Linked DNA regions of Homo sapiens: region 1 is linked to region 2. The links are chromatin loops, found by intact Hi-C in ENCODE. Cell type or tissue: dorsolateral prefrontal cortex. All regions are shown on one strand.

Region 1 (8,000 bases), 350 kb before region 2:
GAGGAATCTGCTGGCCTGTGGTTTGCGAAGACCTTGGGAAAAGCATAGTATCTGTGCCAGAATGCACCGTTCCTCATGCCACAGTCCGCTATGGCTTCCCTTGAGTATTGGAGGGAGTTCCCTGACCCTTTGCACTTCCTGGGCGAGGCAATGCCCCACCCTGCTTCTGTTTGCCATGTGTGGGCTGCACCCACTGTCTAAGCAGTCCCAATGAGATGAGCTGGGTACCTCAGTTGAAAATGCAGAAATCACTCACGTTCTGTGATGATCTTGCTGGGAACTGCAGACCAGAGCTGTTATTCTGCCATCTTGCCAGCCGCCGAGAGTCCCTTTTCCTTCCTTTGGAGGGCTTCTGCAGGAGCGGGGGGTGGGGCAGTGGGGTCCTGGTGCCTCTTTCAAGTATAATACTGAATTACAGACTTGTTGCACTAATTGTATAAATACCCATTACACCTGGCACTTGCTCTTCCACATATGGGCAGTAGGTTTATCAGTTGGCAGCCAGAGTCTGAAGACCACAGATATACTAAGCTGGGCAAAAGGACAGAGCCCCTGAGTTTCCCTCTATATAATTTCCAATGCACATAGCCACAGCTGTGGTACAAGTGGCCAAGCACTCCTGATCTATCTTCAGACAGACTCTGGCAAGGGCAAGCTAGAGCACCAGTGCCCTCTCATGGACAAGCCATGAAGCATCTTCAAGGGAACGTGCGTACCCCAGCTGGCTCTATGACGAAGCTGGAAACGCACAACACCTCTCAGCCACTGCCATCCTCCAGGGATGGGGAAGATCGTGGTGTGCTGTCGGAAGAAGCTGACTCTGCCCACCCTCTCCATTGCCACCCATGCCCCAAAAGAATCTGCCCCTGCCGGTGTCTCACTTCTGGAACCATCATCTTTAAGGATCGATTCTTAAACTTCCATCTCAACCAAACATACATCTTAGGACAATTCACTTTCAGAAGTTATGAGTCATCTACCAGTTACTAAGCATGATTACGTAGTTCTTCCTTAATAGAAAACTTTGACCCCAGGACTTCAGGGACATTGATCTACTCAGAATACCGAGATGTTTCAAGAAGTGAGAACCTGCCTCAAAGACAATCTTGCCTTACTAGACTCATCTATATTTTTCTCATCAACGCTCCCAATGACTGAAAAATGCATGCATTATTATTATCCTGATACATTTTACAGATGAGGAAATCAAGTCTGACACCACAGAACTTGGCATACGGCTGAAGTTCAACGCATTAGTCCCTTCTTTACTCTGCTAGTTCACACGGTGCAGCCGCTGTTCTAAGAGGAAATCTGCAAAAATGTGGTCACTGTCTTTTAATGCCTACTGATATGGAAATGCATGATGGGAAAAGTAGAAAGGAAAATATAACCAAATACTACCATTTCCTGAGTTTAATACGATTCTTATGCCATTTCTTTTTAATTTGACAATTTAAGAAAATAATCACAGATTTCTAAACAAAAGACATCTACACCAAGAATCGTCATATTTTTCTGTAAGTGAAAGTTTACAAAGTTTTTTCTTTCTTTCTTTCTTTCTTTCTTTCTTTCTTTCTTTCCTTTCTTTTTTTTTTTTTTTTTTGAGACAGGGTTTTTCTCTGTCACTCCCAGCTGGTGTGCAGTGATACAATCATGGCTCACTGCAGCCTAGATTTCCTGGGCTCAATGCAATCCTCCCACCTCAGCCACCAGACTAGCTAGGACCACAGGCATACACCACCGTGCCTGGCTAATTTTTACATATATATATATATATTTTTTAAAGATAGGGTTTCACCATGTTGCCCAGGCTAGCCTCGAACTCCAGAGCTCAAGTGATCCACCCACCTCAGCTTCTTAAAGTGCTGGGGTTAACAGGTGTGAGCCACTATGCCTGTCTGAGACTTTTCTTATAAGCACGTTTGCTAACAACATTGCTCACTTTTATCAAAATTTAGGTTACTTCCTAACCTCATTGTGAAACAGACATCCATCTCATTAATCCAGCAGCTCATGCCTTGCATACAATCTTTAAAAATGGGGCTAAGGGAATCCAGCAACTCCATATAAAATCAAGAATCTGAGGTTGCTGGAATGTCAAAGGCCATGTCACACTTACCACTTGTTATTATTATCCTCAATATTGCTGCAGGCTGTGATGATATATGTTGGCAGGAGGAGACCTTTAATGGATTTATGTAGGACCAGGAATGTTTAACATCAGGATAAGATAAGAGAGGCCACTGGAGATTTTCTCCGCATATGGCTTGGAAGGTGTGCTTTTTCTCCTTGAAGAGTGAGAGCATGAGAATTCAGCTATTTATTCCCATAAACATACTGGCTGTTTGGCAGGGGGAGTTTGCTTGGAAATGTCCCAATAGCAGCAGAAGCCAATTTAGGATTGAAAAGCATAGTAGGAAATCTACCTTATGGATAATTTATAGGATGAAATCTGAGAGACGCATCTTTTCTTTAAGGGTCTTATTTTGAAGGGCAACATTTTCCTTCAGAAAAATCCTGCAGGACCCCTGACAATGTTGTTAAGGAGGTAAATAACCAGGAACCAGACAGGTCAAGTAAGTTCCTCAAGGTAAACCCAGTTAATAAGTGCCAGAGTTCGCACTTCAATTCAGGTTTCTCATCCCAGTCCTACTGCTTTTTTCACTACTGCATGCTACATACCCAGGTAAACCAGCTAGACTACGGCCAAGTCTCATGGACATAGCCAATTACTATCTGCTGATTACAATTATTTTGTGTGATTTTCTATGGGTTATTTTAATCTGTAGGCAGCAGCAAAACTCTTTTCTCCTACCAGCCATGTAGCTGAGCTATAATGTCCGTTTAACTATATTCCATAATTGTCATTGTTTTGTGGCCAGTATAGAGAAGTGGCCATCACCACATGATCTTTGCCCATATATCCCAGTTAAAAGTCAAGTCAATCTCAATGGGCACAAAAACAAGTTGCCAGTCAGCCATGATTGGCACCAACATTTGACAAATGAGTAAGGTACTTGTTGATTCTTCCATTAAAAAAAAAGGGGGTTTCATAGGCCCTAACTCTCACTCCCAAAAAAATCAGAGCTTCTTTAAAAGATTTAACACGAGAACTCAAACCTCCAGCGCAGTTTATCTCCCTTATCACAGTAAACTTACCATCACTATGTTCATCACATTACAGTGAACTGGTTTGCTTCACTTTTTGAGAGAAAATGTACCTGGAGACTTTAAGCTGGTGACAGAGATGACCTACTTCTCCACTTCTCTGGGCATTAGCAATACATTCTGGAAAAACAGATAAAGTTTACGTCCTCAGGAATTTACACCACCTCAATTTTCATTTAGGCCCCTAAATTGTAGACTGTAAAGAGTACCCTTGTCAGTTCTACTAAGGTTTTGGGTTTAAAAAAATAAAAATCCAAGTCCAGATTTCTATTACAAGTAGAAATTCAATTTCTAATCTACAGTGCAAAAAGCTTTCAGTTTATAGACTTTGTTAAGAGATTAACAGGTTAATGGGAGGCCGAGGCAGGCAGATCACAAGGTCAGGAGATCAAGACCATCCTGGTTAACACGGTGAAACCCCGTCTCTATTAAAAATACAAAACCAAAATGAGCTGGGTGTGGTGGCGGGCGCCTGTAGTCCCAGCTACTAGGGAGGCTGAGGTAGGAGAATGGCATGAACCCGGGAGGCAGAGCTTGCAGTGAGCCGAGATCGCACCACTGCACTCCAGCCTGGGTGACAGGGCAAAACTTCGTCTCAAAAAAAAAAAAAAAAAGAGAGATTAACAGGTTAACGATGGTATAGCAAAACTGTATGAAATATAAAGCTTTTCAGTGCAAAATTGGACCTGTATCCCTCTATTGAGTAGCCATGCCTCTCTCCCCTTTTCTTTTTCGGAATGCCCACCTCTTTCCCATTTCTCTTCAGGGTTAATAAGTAAAAGAAAGAACAGGTAAATAATATCTGTCAAGAGCTCTGAATTATAATTCCAGAGAAGATGGTTGTGGGAAAGCAGGACCTCAAGGATCTGTTTATCACCATCCAGTAGGACCGTGGTTAATGGAGACTTGGCTTTGGCATTTCCTCTTATTTCAAAAGAGAGAAATAAGGAAGTATGTATCCAAACATGCATTTGCTATCTCAACAAAAAGCTATTTATCTCCCCCACAGCTTCCTGCCAAGCCCCAGAAGGTTTCAGGGTCAATGATTACCATCTCTTCATTCAGACATTTTGACATTTGTGAATATGTTGACCTTGAAGACTGGACTGAGTCAGTCCTAACAGATGTTAATTTGATTACTCAGTTCTGACCTCTCCTGAGGTCTGGCTTTTGTCTTCATCACTATATTAAGATGGTGATAACCTCCCTGAAGTCATAAAAATGTTCTGATAAGACTTATCGATTTCAGGTTTGAAATTGTACAGATAACCAAAATGTATTTGGGTAAACTTTTAACCTACTCACTAAGACATATGTCCACCGAGACAGAAACAAGCGTTCATGCTTTTTGTCTCATAAAATACCTCTCTCTCATTTGTTTTTACATTAATAATTATTGCTTGAAAAGTAATACAGCCTACTCTGTCCGCTTTGCATTTATTTTTGCCAGCTTCTGGCAAGAATCAGGACCATTATAATCAGGAAATTAATGAAACTTCTCTCAGAAAATTTTGGACCAAAAAATTTGGAAGACAGCAATCAGATATTAAAAATAGTGATACTCATTGGCTACCTTTAAATAAGTCCTGCATATTTCAGCCCAGTGTTAGAAATGATGACTATCTCTTTCTTGGTATAGCTAAAGATACAGAAGCCCTGGGGAATAAAACCATTTTTTACTCTTATGCCATAGTGGGAAGAGCATGACTTGGAAGCGAGGCATAACTGAGCTCAAATCTTCACTCCACAACTTAACCAGCTAGGTGTTCTTAGGCAAATGACTAGACAGCCAAGTATGAATTTCCTCATAGGTGAGACAGGGATAACACTTACTTTGGATATTAGGACTCAAAGGAAACACTTCTTTCAAACATATATATCCCAAAGGGACACTGAAAACCCAGATTCTTAATTCCCAAGCTTTCTTGGTAACTATGCCTTTAAATTCTAATTAATGAGCTACGTATTCATGACATATTTTCTGTTTTTTACTTCACCTGAGGTAGAGATAATGGCCAAATGTGCTTTCAGTATGACAGAAACAGGAGCTTAAGATAGGAAAAAAGTATTAAGTAATCACTAAACTACCAGAATACCCTCAGAATGGGTAAAGTACATGTCATGAAAACTTGAAACGAAAGAGTTCAAGTCAGGGATTTCATTGAAGTAGTGAGGAACAAGATTTGACTATGATCAAGCAGGGAAGGTGGGAGCAAGATCTAGAAGGTTCTAGAAGTCACTGCCTGTTCTTATCTAAACAATCCTTGGTCTGGCTTTATCTCTGCCAGCCCCTGCATTATTCTCCACAATGGAGCTAGGGATTTATTGTAGGAAAAAATACCCCCCCCGAAAAAAGTCAGGATCACATTCAGAGGTGGCTGAGTGGACCTTCACCTCTACCTTCCCATCTGCTGATGCCTGAAATTCTTTTAACTAGAATGGAACACCTTTCATCCCATAATTATAGCTAAAAGGCTTAAACTTCACAAGGCTGTTTCAGACAGGGTGCTGATGAATTTGAGTTCCAGTCAAAATATAATCAGTCAACATCAGTCAACAAATGTCAATGGTTGGTTATCAGATCTCTCTCTCTGTTTTGATAGAAGAAAGAGGTGAAGAGGGCAAGGTCCCAGACACCTGAAAGGAGAGAAAGGGTCACTACCAGAGGGAAAATTTGTAGAAAAAAAGTTAGTTTATATCACAGGTTCACCTCAGGTAGGTCCTGTTTGCAGCTGAGAGGGTGCAACAGAAGCTGCCTAAACTCAGAGATTTGCTTGGGAAAGTTTTGAGGTTTTTTTAATCTTTTGTTTTCTTTTAGTTTTTGTTTAATCAGCCCTCTGTAAATACCATAAATCTGTTAGCAATAATTTATAAGCTGCTTTTCCTTTGGTGTTGTTTATTTTTCATGGGGACGGTTGGCTTCTTACTGAAAAAAAAAAGAGCTTCTGATAAATTGATAACTTGGGTGCTGAAAGGAAGAGTCCAACCTGCAACAGATGCCACAACTCCCACTTTAATATATTTCTTCCAGGGTGACCCAGGCCCATCAGCCAGTCCATCAGACAGACAGTCAGTCAGCCAGTGAGACATTTGGTCAGCCAGTCAGTCAGTCAGACAGTCAATAAGATAGTCAGTCAGTCAGTCAGCCAGCCAGATAGTCACTGGTCAGTCAGTCAGTCACCCAGTTAGCCAGTCAGTCAGCCGGTCCATCAGTCAGTCAGTTTGTCAGTCAGATAGTCAGAAAGTCAGTCAGTCAGTCACTCAGTCAGTCAGTCAGCCAGCCAGTCAGATAGTCAGTCAGTCATACAGATAGTCAGCCAGTCAGATAGTCAGTCAGTCAGTCAGTCAGTCAGCCAGCCAGTCAGTCACTCAAATAGTTAGTCAGTCAGCTGGATAGTCAGTTAGTCAGTCAGTCAGCCAGTCAGTCAGTCACTCAGATAGTAAGCCAGTCAGATAGTCAGCCAGTCAGTCAATCATTCAAATAGTCAGTTAGTCAGTCAGCCAGCCAGTCAGCTAGTCAGTCAGATCATCAGTCAGTCAGTCAGCCAGTCACTAAGAAAGTCAGCCAGTCAGTCAGCCAGTCAGTAAGACAGTCAGTCAGTCAGTCAGTCAGCCAGTCAGAGAGTCAATCAGCCAGTCAGTAAGATAGTCAGTCAGTCAGAGAGTCAGTCAGTCAGCCAGTCAGCCAGTCAGCCAGTCAGTCAGAGAGTCAGTCAGTCAGCCAGTCAGTCAGCCAGCCAGCCAGTCAGTCATATATAGTCAGTCAGTAAGATAGTCAGTCAGCCAGTCAGCCAGTCAGTCAGATAGTCAGTCAGTCAGTCAGTTGAACATTTAAGATTATGCTTATATTGTATATCAAGATGTACTATAGTTTAAATGTTTTCCCCTTCCCAGCCTCCAGAACTGTGAGAAATTAACTTCTGTGTTCATAAGCCAGCCAGTTTATGGTGTTTTGTTATAGCAGCCAGAGCAGACTAAGACAGGGTATTTTGTTTGTTTTGTTTTGTTTTTCAGAGGAGTTAATTGGTCTGAAAAAGTAAAAGGACTTATAAAGTGAGGTCATCCAACATAGCCTTTTCTCAGCTGAATTTTCACCTAGAATGGCTGCAAAACAAGTTTGAGGACTGTGTACAGTAAGCACAAATAATACAATTGGGATTAGTTAAAATGATAAAACCGTTCTCTTTTCTTTCTTCAAATTATATGGCATACATATGACAGCATATGTGATGACTCAATTTGAGACTCCGTGTCCAACAAAAGGCTTCACAAATTAATATCATCAATTTAAATTATTCACACATGCACAGTGATCTATGTACATGGTTATTCATTACAGCATTACTTATAATAGTATAAGATTAGAAACAATCTAAATGTCCCTGTTTCAAATTATCCTAAGGCAATTTGGCTCTTCAGGAAATATTAGTTTCTTTTGATAACTGTTGATAGTCTCTGGCTATTAGGGGGCTTACATGTCCTCTACCTTAGAATTTCGCTTTCAAGTGCTATGTTGCAACTCCAGACCAAATTCCAGGTGCTGTGAAAGCAACTATCAGACCAAATTTTGCCAAGTATACAAACATTTACTAGTAAGCAAGTCAAAATGCAGGCATATGATATGTTCTATAGCTGGTGATGTTCATTTTCTGCTCTAGGTACTTCGAACAACAGAAGCCAAGATATTCACAGAGAAGTCCTGGCCAGCATACTGATTAGGTTAGGCAACAAGGTGCTCTGTGAGATGAAGGACACAGAATTAGTGAGCCACCTCTATATTTTGAGTTACACCATTGGCAATGGATGGCTTGCTCAAGGGATTTCTTTACTCT
Region 2 (8,000 bases):
CTCTCCAATAAAAGGAAACAATCAACAGGGTGAAGAAACAACCTGTCGAATGGGAGAAAATATTTACAATCTATTTATCTGACAAGGGATTAGTATCCAAAATATACAAGGAACTCAAACAACTCAATAGTAAAAAATAATCATAATAATCTCATTAAAAAGTAGGCAAAGGACATAGATATTTCTCAAAAAGAAGATATACAAATGGCCAACAGGCATATGAAAAAATGTTCAACATCACTAATCATCAGGGAAATGCAAATCAAACTACAATGAGATACCATCTTACCCCAGTTAAAATGGCAATTATTAAAAAGAGAAAAAAAAAAAAAGATGTTAGTGAGGATGTGGAGAAAAGAGAACTCTTACATACTGTTGGTGGGAACGTAAATTAGTGTAGTCACTATGGAAAACAGTACAGAAATTTCTCAAAAAACTAAAAATAAAACAACATAAGATCCAGCAATCCCACTACTGGGTATTTATCCGAAGTAAAGGAAATCAGTATACTGAAAGGATACCTACACCCACCCCATGTTTATTGTAGCACTATTCACAATAGCAAAGATATGAATCAACCTCAGCATCCATCAATGGATGAATGAATATAGAAAATGATATATATACACAATGAAATACAATGTGGCCATAAAAAATGAAATCATGTCCTTTGCAGCAACATGGATGGAATTGGAAGTCTTTATGTCAAGTGAAATAAACCAGGCATAGAAAGACAAATATTGCATGTTCTCACTCATATGTGGTAGGTAAAAAAGTTGATCTCATGGAAGTAGAAATTAAAATAATAGATACAAAAGCTGAGAAGGGTGTGTGGGAGGGATAAGGGGGGTGAAGAGAGGTTGGTTAATGAGTGTAAATATATAGTTCAAGAAAAGAAATGTTTTAATGTTCTATAGCAGAGTTGGGTGACTATCAGTAACAATATATTGTATATTTCAAAATGGCTAGATGAGAGGACTTAAAATATTCCTAACATACAGAAATGATAAATCATCAAGGTGATGGATATCCTAAATACCCTGACTTGATTGTGACACATTCTATACATGTAACAAAATATCACATATACCCCATAAATATGTGCAAATATTATGTATCAATTTTTAAAAGTTAACTATATAAAGTAGTGAAAGGTTCAAGTTAAGGTCAAATAGCACTTTAGATTTGTCTCATGTGTTCTAATGTTATAAAAAACAATTATTATTACATTACATTTAAAACAATGTATTCTCATATCACATTTAAAACAATCATATTAAATGCTGGTCACAGTGAAGTTAGCTATATTTGGATATTCTGACTGTAACAAAAACCATTTGGACAAAGTAAGTTGCCCCAGCAAGAATCAATCAAATGAGGTAAACTCAGACTCAATAAACCAGTCTATTCAACCTGATATAGTATGGAAAGCCTATATCTGAGCAAGATTTATTCATTAGTGAAAGGATAAACCTTCATGTATGTAAAACAAGTGTGCTTAAAACTGTAAATTTTTTGCCTCAAATATAGATAATCAAAATATTAAATTGCCAGAGTGCCAATGGCACTAGCCCCTAATAATATCCAAGTAAAGGCCAAAGTTTTATTGAGAACATGGTTAATATTATGTGCAAATACAAAGAAAGATGAGGTGTTTTAGGTCATAATCATTAATGTACTATAAATCACAGATTTGTAAAATGTTGGAGTTGATGTTAACACCCTCATTTAACAGATGAGGAGAACAAGAAAAGTTTAAAGTGGAGCTCTAATAAACCTGAAGGCATCTATCGTAAGCTGCATGTTATTTACACCCAATGACTCTACGTAGAAAAAAATACATGCTTCTAACACGTCTAGTATTACAGCTGCGATTTCAGATTCAGATTCAGGTGGCTGCCATTATCCTCCAGTCTCAGAATTTGATTTTTCATCCCAACCAAAGAAGAAATAAATAAATTCAATAAGTAGCACATATAAAACCACACATGACCCAGGCCTTCAGCATTACTAGAAGACAGAATATAACAAACTTTAAATTGTTTATAAATAGTAAAATGAGCAAAGATATAGAGGATGGAACAACAGAATTGGGGTTGAAATCTTTAAAGTAGATTTTAGAATAAAAAATATTTAATGAGAAAAAGGAGGAATTTTATAATGACAAAGTCACAATTCATAATGAAAATATAATAATACTTAATATCAATGCATCTGATAAGATCAACCTCCTACATAAGGCAGAAACTACAGAAGATATAAGCAGAAATCGACAGGGACATACTATTGATATAGTCTTCAAAACACCACTCTCAGAATAAGATAGAACAATTGAACAAGAAAACAAAATATAGAGAACCAAATGACATAATCAATGTGGCAATTTTTACATCTAAATGTCAAATGTCTCATCCTGATACAGATGAAAAATATATCTTCTTATGTGAAGAAGATATATTCTTTATTATCTTCTTCTCAACAGCACATGATACATTCATAAAAATTGATAATATATATGACAATATATTATCAGCAAATTTTAAGCAAAGATATCTTCTTTGCTTGGAATTTGATGATAATATATTAAGATATAATATAAGATGATATAAGTAATATATCTTCTCAATAGCACAATACATTCACAAAAACTGATAATATATTACATCACAGGGAAAACAACACCAAATTTCACAAAACAGAAATATTACAAACTCTGGTCACAGTGTACTAAAACTAGAAATTACAAACAAAATGAAAAAAACAAACAGGGAGGGAACCCACGCAGGAGGATGGAAGGAAGAATAATTTGGGATATCAGACCCTCAATAGGGTGGAGGAAGGCATCTGTCCAAATAGACAACAGGGAGATTATTACATAAACTGGAATTGATCAAACAAGTTAATATATTACGGACAGTGGGGCCCAAAATTATCTCTGTTGGAGAAGAAAGTTGTAAATATGGAAAGAAAACAAGAATAAAGCCTGTGTTATTTGCTCGAAAGTTAAGGTATAAGTATAATCTCATGGAGTGTATGTGTGTTTGTGTGATTATATACACACATACATAAATATGTACCTACAAATATGGAAACCACTACAAATGTGAATTACTGTGTAAATATTATGTATGTATTAAATATACTCCCTAATTGTTCATTGAGATAGTTTGTAAACAGTAATAACCCAATAGCAATGTGTATACCAAGTGTACAGATCTTTTTTTTTTTTTTTTTGAGATGGAGTTTCGCTCTTGTTGCCCAGGCTGGAGTGCAATGGCATGATCTTGGCTCACTGCAACCTCCACCTCCCAGGTTCAAGCGATTCTCCTGCCTCAGCCTCCCAGGTAGCTGGGATTACATGCAGGTGCCAGGCTCATTTTTGTATTTTTAGTAGAGACGGGGTTTCACCATGTTGACCAGGCTAGTCTCAAACTCCTGACCTGGTGATCCGCCTGCCTTGGCCTCCCAAAGTGCTGGGATTACAGACGTGAGCCACCGCGCCCGGCCAGATCTTGGTTTTTAAACATCATTCACTACTAAAGTAAAATGGCACTCTTTGAAGAAATGGCAGATTTCATTCAGGGGTAGAGAAAAGCAAGATGGGCCTTGTGCCAAAAAGCAAGGGCACCCATAAGGAATGACAGGGATATCTCAAAAGGGCACACACACCAGCATTAATGGTATCCCACTGGCCAAATCCTGGACAATTTGAATATCAAAATAAATAATGATAGCAACAAATTATAACTCATTGAGTCAAATAGGAAACCCAGTCTATACTGATAATACATTAAAAGCTTGAGAAGGAACAAGATATTTAGATAGTCTCAAAGTACCTCAATGTATAACACTAATTACAAAGAGAAGAAGGAAATGTAGGAAAGCCACACACCTAAATAATATTAAACTGTAAAGAGCACCCCAAAAGGCAAAAATGTATGAGGAACATTTGTCAGGGGGACTAATCCATTCTAGGGAGGCAGAGGAGACTTGAATTAACTAACGTGGGCAAAGCGGTGAGAATGCTACAGACTAGACTCCAAAATTGTACTTTATTGCCTGGTTCCAAACATGTTCAATTTATGTAAGAAGGCAGTTGAAAATCCTCAGAAATCTGAGAGAAACAAAGATGGAGAGAAAGTGAAAGAGAAGCTTGGTACTGAAGCTCCAAGTCACTAAAATGCAAGACTGCCATCTGGTGGTAATTTCAGCAAATCCCTTCCAAGTAATGGGGGGGTAAGAGGGGGTGATGGATTGAAACAGACACAGCACTATTTAGTGACACACATTCTCAAATTCAGTATTTCAAAGGCAGTATTCTCTTTACAATTGAAAATACAGTGTGAAACATAAATATTTTTAAACTGCTTAATTTTAAGATCATTCACTTGTGAAAACCACTAAGTATTCAATAGAATCACTTTTAAAAAGCTCAAAGAAAAGGACAACTTGAAAGAGAAGCAACTGCCAGCCTGTTCCTTTTTGGGGACACTGCCAAAGAACAAGACCTCTATTGGGCACATTTTCTAGAATCCAACACTTAAATAGTACCCCAACCGGCACGCCCCAATCAAAAAAAAAATTACAGACAATAAGCTACTCTCCTAACTGATACTACTTCCTCATTTCAATCATGTCTGACAATTAAATAAATACCTCCAGATGAAGAAGTTTCCACTGCACATACTTTCTTTGGTCATCAGCCCCCACCCTTAAAATGAATTATTGCTAGTTATAATTGCTTACAATGTTAAATTCTAGTTTACCAAAATATTGGTCCCTTTCTTTTAATTCTGTTAATGTTAAGACAAACCAAGATTTGCTTTATGTTGTACTGACCTAACAAATCTAAAGATAAGTTTAATAAAATATTACATCTACCTAAACAGCTCCCATAGCTTCTACTAACTTCCTAGTTAAATACTTACAAATACATGGAAATAAGAAGAAAACTCACAATAGACAACTTATCATCAGAATCTGGAAGGAATCTCTATTAAACTTAAGGCAGATGGAGCAAGACTGAAAAATCCAATGCAGAATATGCCTCGTGATCTGTATCTTGTGGTTTAGGGGCTTTTCTTTTTTTTTTTTTTTTTTTGCATTTTACATTTTGGATTCCACAGCTAAAATAAGTGTCACACTAAATAAAAAATAAAGAAAACAATAAAGAAGTACAAAAATAGAAAGCATAAAAACCCAAACACATCAATTGTAAGAATTTTAAACAGGTTAAACTCCTCTATTAAAAGACAAATGATCAAACAACAAAATCCAACCTCTTATTTATGAAAAAAAAAGCAAACATACATCAAGCAAATTCAAACCAATATAAAAACAGAATTCAAGGCAAAAGATGCTGAATGAGATAAATGTGATAATTTTATACTATTAAAGAGATATGCAAAAGGAAAATGGAAAACTTACAAAATTCTGTGTGCCAAGTAACATTGTATTAAAATAGAAAAAAAAAGTTTTTAAATGAAGGCTTGACAGAAACACAACATAATTGAAAGACTATTAAGTATTTTTAAGTCTTAGGTAGATAGAGAAGACAAAAAATAAACAAGGATATAGAAAGTTGAATAGATGTATAATATTAAATATGAAACAATATATTTTTGGGGGACAGAGTCTCACTATGTCACCCAGGCTGGAGTGCAATAGCACAGTCTCAGCTCACTGCAACCTCCACCTCCCGAGTTCAAGCTATTCCCCTGCCTCAGCCTCCTGAGCAGCTGGGATTACAGGTGTGTGCCACCAAGCCTGGTTAATTTTTTGTATTTTTAGTAGAGATGGGGTTTCACCATGTTGGTCAGGCTGGTCTCGAACTCCTGACCTTGTGATCTACCCACCTCAGCCTCCCAAAGTGCTGGGATTACAGGCATAAGCCACCATGCCCAGCCAAATATGAAATAATAAGAAATCTCTCTCTATATATATTGGTCTCTACCCCCCAGTTCCTGGCTCAGAGCTCCTAAAACCCTTGTCATTTCCCAAGCAATGGAGGTGCCAGAAACATCTTTTGTTCTAATATTTGGTCTTTGACCCCACTCCCTGACAAAGAGCTTCTAAATCTCTTAGAACTTCCTGGTGATAGAAACAACTTCTATTCTAATGAGGCAGCTCTTGGTGTACTCTTTGATGGGGATTGGTCACCAAAAAGACCAAGTCATGATAAGAAGCTTGGAACTTTCAGCCCCAAACTCCATCCTCAAGGGAAAGGAAAGGAGATGTAAACTGAGTTAATAATCATATCGATGTGATGAAGCCTCCATAAAAATCTCCAAAACACGGGATTCAGAGAGCTTCCAAGTGATGAATGCATCCACATGCCAGAAGGGTGGGGCACTCCAACTCCATGGGGAAAAAAGCTCCTGTACCCAGGACCCTTCTGGACCTACCTGTTCATCGGGCTGTTCATCTGAATCCTTAAATCTATCCTTTATAATGAACTGTGAATCGTAATTCAGTGTTTCCCTGAGTCCTGTGAGCTGCCATAGCAAATTATCAAAGTGAGGAGGGTTATGGGACCCCCTGTTTGTAACCAAGTCAGAGAGAAGTATGGTAACCTGGGGACCCACTACTTTTGACTGGCATCTGTAGTGAGGGGCAGTCGTGGGAGACTGAGTCCTTAATCCTTGAGGTCTGCACTAACTCCAGGTAGTTTGTATCATAACTGAATTGTAGGAAGGACACCCAGTTGGTGTCTGGAGAGTAGAAGAACTGGAATGTGTGGAGAAAATAATCCCCACACATTTGGGCACAGAAGTGTGGGAAGTGGTGTGAGTAGTAGGAAGAAAAACAGGTTTTTTTTTTTTCTCCTCACTAAACAATGTATGTTACATTATGTTGCCTAAAAAGAATGAATATTATTTTCCAAGTGCCCATGAGCACAAAACTGACCAGATATTAAGCCACAAAAAATTACTGCAAATCATAAATTCCACATCAGTGAACAAAATGGATTAAAATTTGAAAGAATGAGAAAAGTCTTCACAAAAATAATACAACCAACTAAAATGTAAACTCTTGCCTAAATAATTCTAATCTAAAGGATACCACATTACATACAAGTAATATAAAAAATAACAAGGAGATCTTAATATTAAAATTTGAAAGGGAAATACAGAAGTTGTAATCAAGAGAAAATTTGAAACTTAAATACTTTGATCAACAGACAAAAATAAATTTAGGTAAACATACCAGAAGTTAGAAAAAGAAAAAAAAATCAGCCTGCAGAGAGGTAAAGAGAGAAATTAATAAGTATAAAAAATTCCAATAGAAATAATGAATAAACCAGCTTTTTAAAATTATAAAACAACAAAATAAGTTTTAAGTACCAAAAAATTGGAAAAAACTAATCCAGAGAATAAGCAAATATACATATTGCAGATAGCACACAAATTTCTGCTACTGAATTTTTAAAATCTAAATGTCACTGACATAAAAATATATAATACAAATTATCAAGACTCCCTCAACAAAAAATAAAAAACTAGTCTAGACTGAGTTATAGAAAACTCTGAAAAAGTCCAAAAGCACCCCCTCTCACCCAATTAAAGGGTACAGAATCAGACAGTTTTAGAGGCACATTTTTTGCAAATTTCATTAAAACATATGTTATTTAAACTGCTCCAGAACATAGGGTGCAAAAATAAAAGCCTTTACATTTAAGTGTTCAAAGTAAGATCAGCCTCCTTCCAAAACTAGACAAAGATAGTTCTCGAAAAAGAAACTGACTTGTCTAACTTATGATGTAAAACCTTTAAACAAAATTTTAACAAATCAAAAATAGCTGTATCATAAAAGATCAATTCACACAGCCAAGCTGACCTATTCCTAAAATCCAAGGGTGGCTTAATAACATGAATATTATTAACATAATATAACACATCCAAAGGTTATAGACTATATGGTCACATTACATTCATTGATAAATGCAAAAAAATTCTTAAATCTGATTTTTTAAAAAAAGAAATTCTTTATTTTTATTTTTA

Evidence for each region. A loop is a pair of places that touch in the nucleus more often than their neighbours do. Peaks named below come from ENCODE experiments on the same cell type or tissue, not always from the same donor. Only the 100,000 strongest peaks of a DNase experiment are listed, where the experiment ranks them.
Region 1: a loop joins it to region 2, with 7 times the contacts of the local background. A loop is called at or near these places in 10 of 110 quality-filtered maps.

What each region holds. Positions count from the first base shown.
Region 1 is chr9:85,258,290-85,266,289 of GRCh38, forward strand. No RefSeq gene overlaps it. Among named protein-coding and RNA genes, the nearest start is that of AGTPBP1, 480 kb to the right of the region's middle. RefSeq lists enhancers at 1-513, 1-525. In dorsolateral prefrontal cortex, a CTCF peak has its summit at 672 (motif pointing left); a DNase peak (open chromatin) is centred at 672; H3K4me3 peaks cover 437 bases.
Region 2 is chr9:85,606,074-85,614,073 of GRCh38, forward strand. The region is part of intron 17 of AGTPBP1 (ATP/GTP binding carboxypeptidase 1); the gene reads right to left. Among named protein-coding and RNA genes, the nearest start is that of AGTPBP1, 130 kb to the right of the region's middle. In dorsolateral prefrontal cortex, CTCF peaks have their summits at 4,195 (motif pointing left) and 4,400; a DNase peak (open chromatin) is centred at 4,209; H3K4me3 peaks cover 482 bases; H3K27ac peaks cover 5,031 bases.